Linked DNA regions of Homo sapiens: region 2 is linked to region 1. A link is an interaction called in ENCODE POLR2A ChIA-PET data of the cell type or tissue named here. Cell type or tissue: PC-3. All regions are shown on one strand. Links, peaks and the distances in the headings refer to the core of each region. The heading gives the core; the rest is flanking DNA. Region 1 overlaps TRPC4AP (transient receptor potential cation channel subfamily C member 4 associated protein). Region 2 overlaps CEP250 (centrosomal protein 250).

Region 1 (2,811 bases), core at 221-2,720:
ACAGGAGATCACAAACAAAATTAGGAAGTGTCTTGAGGCCGGGCGCGGTGGCTCACACCTGTAGTCCCAGCCCTTTGGGAGGCCGAGGAGGCGGGTCGCTTAAGGTCAGGAGGTCCAGGCAGGAAAATTGCTTGAACCCCCGAGGCAGAGGTTGCAGTGAGCCGAGATCACACTACAGCCTGGGTGACAGAGTGAGATTCCATCAAAAAAAAAAAAGGAAATATTTTGAGACAAATGAAAATGATACTATATATCAAACTTATGGGATGCAGCTAAAGCGTGCTTAGAGGGAACTTTAGAGCTATAAATGCCTACATTTTTAAATAAATCTAAATTGCCTAAACGTCTACCTTAAGTCATTGGAAAAAGAACAAACATCTCAAAAGGAAAAGGAAGTAATAGGATTAGAGTGAAAACTGGTGAGATAGAGAATAGAAAAACAGTAGAGAAAATCTGTAAAACCAAAGGTGATTTTTTTAAAGGTAATCTTTAAAAAGATCAACAAAGTTGACAAACTTTTAGCCACACTGACCAAAAAAGAAAGGCTCAAATTACTAAATTAGAAATGAAAGAAGGTACGTTACAACCAACCTTAAGAAAGTAAGAGGACTCTAAGGGAATACTATAAACAATATAAGCCAATAAACTAAATAACCTAGATGAAATGAGCAAGTTAAAAGACACAAACTATTGCAGCTAACTCAGGAAGAAATAGAAAACCTGAAGTATAACAACGAGATTGAATAAATAATGAAAAACTGCCCACAAAGAAAAGTCCTGGCCCACATGGCTTCACTGGTTAATTCTACCAAATGTTTCAAGAAGAATTCACACCAATACTTTCCAGACTCTAATAGAAAATAAAAGAGGAAGGAACAGTTCCCAACTTACTCTTTGAGGTCATATTATCATGATACCAAAACCAGATAAAGACATCACAAGACCAGTATCTCTTATGATTATAGGTGCAAAAATCTTCAACAAAATACTAGCACACCAAGTATAGCAACATACAAGGATTGTATACCATGACCAAATGGATTTATGCAAGTTTGGTTCAACATTTGAAAATCAGTTTATGTAATACACTGTGTTAATAGAATAAAGGACAAAAACCACATGATCGTTTCCATAGGAGCAAAAAAGCATTTGACAAAATCCAACACCCTTTCATGGTAAAAACAAAAACTCAGGAGAGAACTTCCTCAGCCTGTTAAAGGGCATCTACAAAAACCCATGGCTGACATACCTAATGGCAAAAAATTGAAAGCTTCTACCACTAAGATCAGGAACAAGACGAGTTCCTGATCGTTTCTGGAAGTGGCAGTGCCATTGCCACTTCTCTTCAGCATCGTATTGGAGGTTCTGGCTAGGGCAGTTAGGCAAGAAAAAGAAATTAAAGGCATGCAAATTAGAAAAGTAGTGAAACTGTTCACAGATGGGATGATCTTATATGTAGAAAAATCTAAGGAATCTACTATAAAAACCAGTAAACTAATAAATAGGTTCAACAAAGGTTCAGAATACAAGGCTAATATTAAAAAATGAGTAGTATTTCTATAGAGTAGCAATCAACAAACCAAAAATTAAGAAAACAATTTTATTTATAATAGGATCAAAAAAATAAAATACTTAGGAACTTAAGTGTAAAACTTATACTCTGAGAATTCTAAAACATCATTGAAAGAAATTAAACCCTAAATAAATGTAAAGACATCCCATGTCTTTGAATCAGAAAATTAATATTGTTAAGATAATGATAGTCCCATTCTGATCTATAGATCAGCCTTACAGATTCAACACAATTTCTGTCATAACTCTCAGCTGACTACTTTGCACAAATGGAGTAGCTGATCCTAAAGTTCATGTGGAAATGCAGGAGACTTGGATTAACAAAAACAGTCTTGAACTAGGCCGGGTACAGTGACTCATGCCTGTAATCCCAGCACTTTGGGAGGCTGAGGCAGGAAGATCACTTGGCCTCAGGAGTTTGAGGCCAGCCTGGGTAACATAGTGAGACCCCTGTCTCTATAAAAAATTTAAAAATTAGGCAAGCCTCGTGACACCCACCTATAGTCCCAGCTACTCAAGAGGCTGAGGTGGGAGGGTAGCTTGAGCCCAGGAGTTTGAGGCTGCAGTAACCTGTGATTGTGCCACTGCACTCCAGCCTGGGTGACAGCAAGACTCTGTCTCAAAAAAAAAAAACAACCTAAGACAACTCACATCCTGACTTGAAAACTTACTACAAAGCTGCAATCGAGACACTATGCTGCTGGCCTGAGGATAGACATATTGATCAATGGAATATTGTTGAGAGTTCAGAAATAAACCCTCATGCTTATTATGATCAATTGATTTTCAGTGGGTACCAAGACCATTCATTGGTGGAAACAGTAGTAGTCTTTTCAACAAATGGTATTGGGACCATTTGATGTCCACATGCGAAAGAATGAAGTTAGATCCCCTGCCTTATGTCATATACAAAATTAAAAGGGTCAAAGACCTAAATGTAAGAGCTAAACCTGTGAAACCCTTAGAAGAAAACATAAGGATAAAGCTTCATGACCTTGGATTTAACAATTTAGCTGTCATACACAATGACATCTGAAGCACAAGCAACCAGATAAATAATAAATTGGACTTCATCAAAATTAAAACTTTTTGTTCTTCAGAAAACACAATGAGGAAAGTGAAAAGAGAACCCACAGAATGGAAGAACGTTTTTTGTGGGTAAGGCAGGGTGGGACATCTTTGCAAATAATATATCTAATAAGGGATTTGTATCTAGAATGTATAAAGAACTCTCATAAC
Region 2 (2,811 bases), core at 9-2,508, 480 kb before region 1:
CAACATAGTGAAACACCATCTCTACTAAAAATACAACAATTAGCCAGGCATGGTGGTGCATGCCTGTAATCCCAGCTATTCAGGAGGCTGGGGCAGGAGGATTGCTTGAACCCGGGAGGTGGAGGTTGCAGTGAGCGGAGATCGTACCATTCCACTCCAGCTCTAGGAGACAGAGCAAGACTCTGTCTCGGGAAAAAAAAAAACAAACTTAATTTTCAGAAACAGGCAGCAGGCTGGATTTGGCCCACAGGCTGTAATTTACTGAGCCTATGCTCTAGGGACCACACGAGAAGTGGAGATGCATGCCCACTGGACAAGAAGAGGGGTCACCTGCTCCAAGGTACTCCGCAGCTGGACATTGTGGCGCTGCAGCCTGCTCCTGTCAATCTCCAGCCGGGCCACTGCTTGCTGCAGGTGTTCAAGCCTTTGTCTCCATGACTGCTTCTCCATTCCATCAGGACTAGGCTCAGCCTCCACTCCTGAGACCTGTGGGAAAGACCTGTGAATCTCACCTGGGCAGCCCCTAAGACAGGTAGGGAACAGACAGAGGACACACAGACCAATCTGGCAGGTTTAAGCTTCAGGAACCCAGTTCCCAAGGGAAGGGGACAAACCCCTGGACAGGAGCTCCCTGCTGGGTCACCTGTTCCCCCAGAGCCCCCAGCTCACCTCTCCCAGCTGCACACCCTGCTCCCCTCTGGACCCCAGTTCTGCTGTGCTGGTTGCACCTGGGCTGTGTAGCCGCTCCTTCTCCAGAGCCCGTCTGGTGAGCTCCAGTTCATCCTAGGGTACGGAGGTATGGAGCAAAATCACACCTTGCCAACCTCATATCCAGACCAACCCATCCTCCACACAAACAGCGGTTCAATGTTCTCCTCAGGCTTTTGTCTTATTTTTCCTAGAGGCTCTGAGTCATTCTAGTACAGAACCTTCATTTTACAGATAGGTAAAACAAAGGAGCAGAGGGGCTCTTCTCAAGGATATGCGGTGAGCTAGCAAGGAAGCTAGGATCAGAGCCCCCAGCTCACTTCACATCTCCTAGAAGGCTGAGCAATGACTCAGAGCACTGATGTGCTGTGGGAACAGCATGGACTCTCGAGTCACACAGGGCTGGGTGCCCTGTGGCGTACCCAGTGGCCCATATAGCCACTCAGTGGCTATATGACTCTGGTCAAAGCACAAGCTCTCCCCAAACCCCAATTTCCTCATTTATAAAACGACTACATGCACCATGAAACATGGATCAAGTCCTTAGGTTAAGTCCCTTTGGATAAATGGGGAAGCCTCATGCTAGATACTTTCTAGGTGCCCTGTGGTTCATAAATGATAACAGTCAAGAAGAGATGAACAAGAGAAAACAAGTGTACGCAGGTGGATGTGGGTTGCCTGGGAGAGAGGAAGAGCTTGGTGACAGAAAGCCTGCGCTCTAGAGGCAGATGACTCAGACCTCATTCCAGTCCTGCCATTTATGAGTTTGTTTTTTTGAGACAAGAGTCTCACCCTGTGTGTTTGGAGGTGGCAGTGGGTGAAGTGACTCTGACCAGAGTTATGTTATTGAGTGAATACTGCTCAGTAACCCAAGAGTATGGGTGGGAAGTGCCCTCCTGCCCAATTACATAACTTACTTTTGCTGTGCCTGTAAGAATGGGCCTGAACATAGGAAAGGAGGTCCACTTAGTGCTTTCTTCCTAAGCAATTCATACATATCATGCCATGTCATACCACCAATGCCTATATTACTGATGAGAAATTGAAGATCAGAGTGAAGGCATTCACCCGGGGTTACACAGCTGATAAGCCGCACTACTGTATTTCAAACCCTGTGAACTTTGGAGTTCACAGATGGACCTCCTTCTCCTCATATTGCCCTTCACCAAGAGCAGAGCTTTGTGAGTTCCCAGAATGAACTCTCTGGGGGACTGTGTGTCTGGGGTTCTCTGGGGCCCAGTCAAGGGACCAGGATGTAGAGTCTATTTCCCTGGAAAATTGGACTGGGCGTCTTTTGGAAAAAGAGATGATGCCTCTCTCTCTTGAGCCAACTTGGCTTTCCTGTTTGCCTGCTCTCTGCAGGTCTTGTGCTCAGTACCGGGGGTACAAAGGTGACTAAGACACGGTGCTTGACCTTGAGGTTAAATAATACACCCTGAAGTCCTCTCCTAAGCCCACTTCCTCTCTCACTCAACATTCTGCCTACAAGAAACCCATTTGTTCTAACTGCTGATGACTCCAAAGTGTCTCTGGCTTCAACTCCATCCTTCAGCTTCAGATCATTTTACTGACCTGCCAACAGGCTCCTCCCTCCATTTCCAAACTGACCTCATCATTCATTCCACTCCTCTTTCTCACACCTGCTTCTCTTCATCTTCATGAACAGGAACCTGAGTGTCATCTTTGACTTCTTTCTGCCCTCTCTTTATTCCTCCCACCTCTTAGCCAATCAAGTCCTACCTCTCAGACCCACCCACATGTCTCCATTCACACTTTCCATCTTAGGGCACAAGCTCTCCCCTGGACTTCCCAGTACAGCCTCCCAGTGGGTCTCTCCAGACATGCTGTTGCTCCACACGGCAGCCTGAGCAATCTTTGTGAGCTGTATGTCTGATCACATCACTCCCCTGCTGCAAAAACTTCATCTGCTTCCCACCACCCAGGTCCTCAGCATGACTTGTAAGCCCTGACAGGTGTGGCCCCTGCTGTCTTCCGGTCTCTTCCCAAATCCTCCCTCTGTCCCATGCAACCTGAACCATCTACACAGATACTACACTTGTTCTCGCCCTCTTTTCCTCTTCCCGTGAATGCTCCTCCTCAACC

The links. Peaks named below come from ENCODE experiments on the same cell type or tissue, not always from the same donor. Only the 100,000 strongest peaks of a DNase experiment are listed, where the experiment ranks them.
Region 2: POLR2A ChIA-PET joins it to region 1 with 6 read pairs; 2 of 35 experiments call an interaction of 5 or more read pairs at or near these places.

The regions. Positions count from the first base shown.
Region 1 is chr20:35,025,617-35,028,427 of GRCh38, reverse strand. The region is part of intron 8 of TRPC4AP (transient receptor potential cation channel subfamily C member 4 associated protein); the gene reads left to right. Among named protein-coding and RNA genes, the nearest start is that of MIR499B, 37 kb to the right of the region's middle. In PC-3, for the core only: no CTCF peak of the experiment used is centred there; no DNase peak of the experiment used is centred there.
Region 2 is chr20:35,505,710-35,508,520 of GRCh38, reverse strand. It overlaps CEP250 (centrosomal protein 250), which reads right to left. Exons shown (of 35, transcript NM_007186.6): 31 at 670-783; 32 at 331-486. Among named protein-coding and RNA genes, the nearest start is that of CEP250-AS1, 16 kb to the right of the region's middle. In PC-3, for the core only: no CTCF peak of the experiment used is centred there; a DNase peak (open chromatin) is centred at 1,470; H3K27ac peaks cover 985 bases.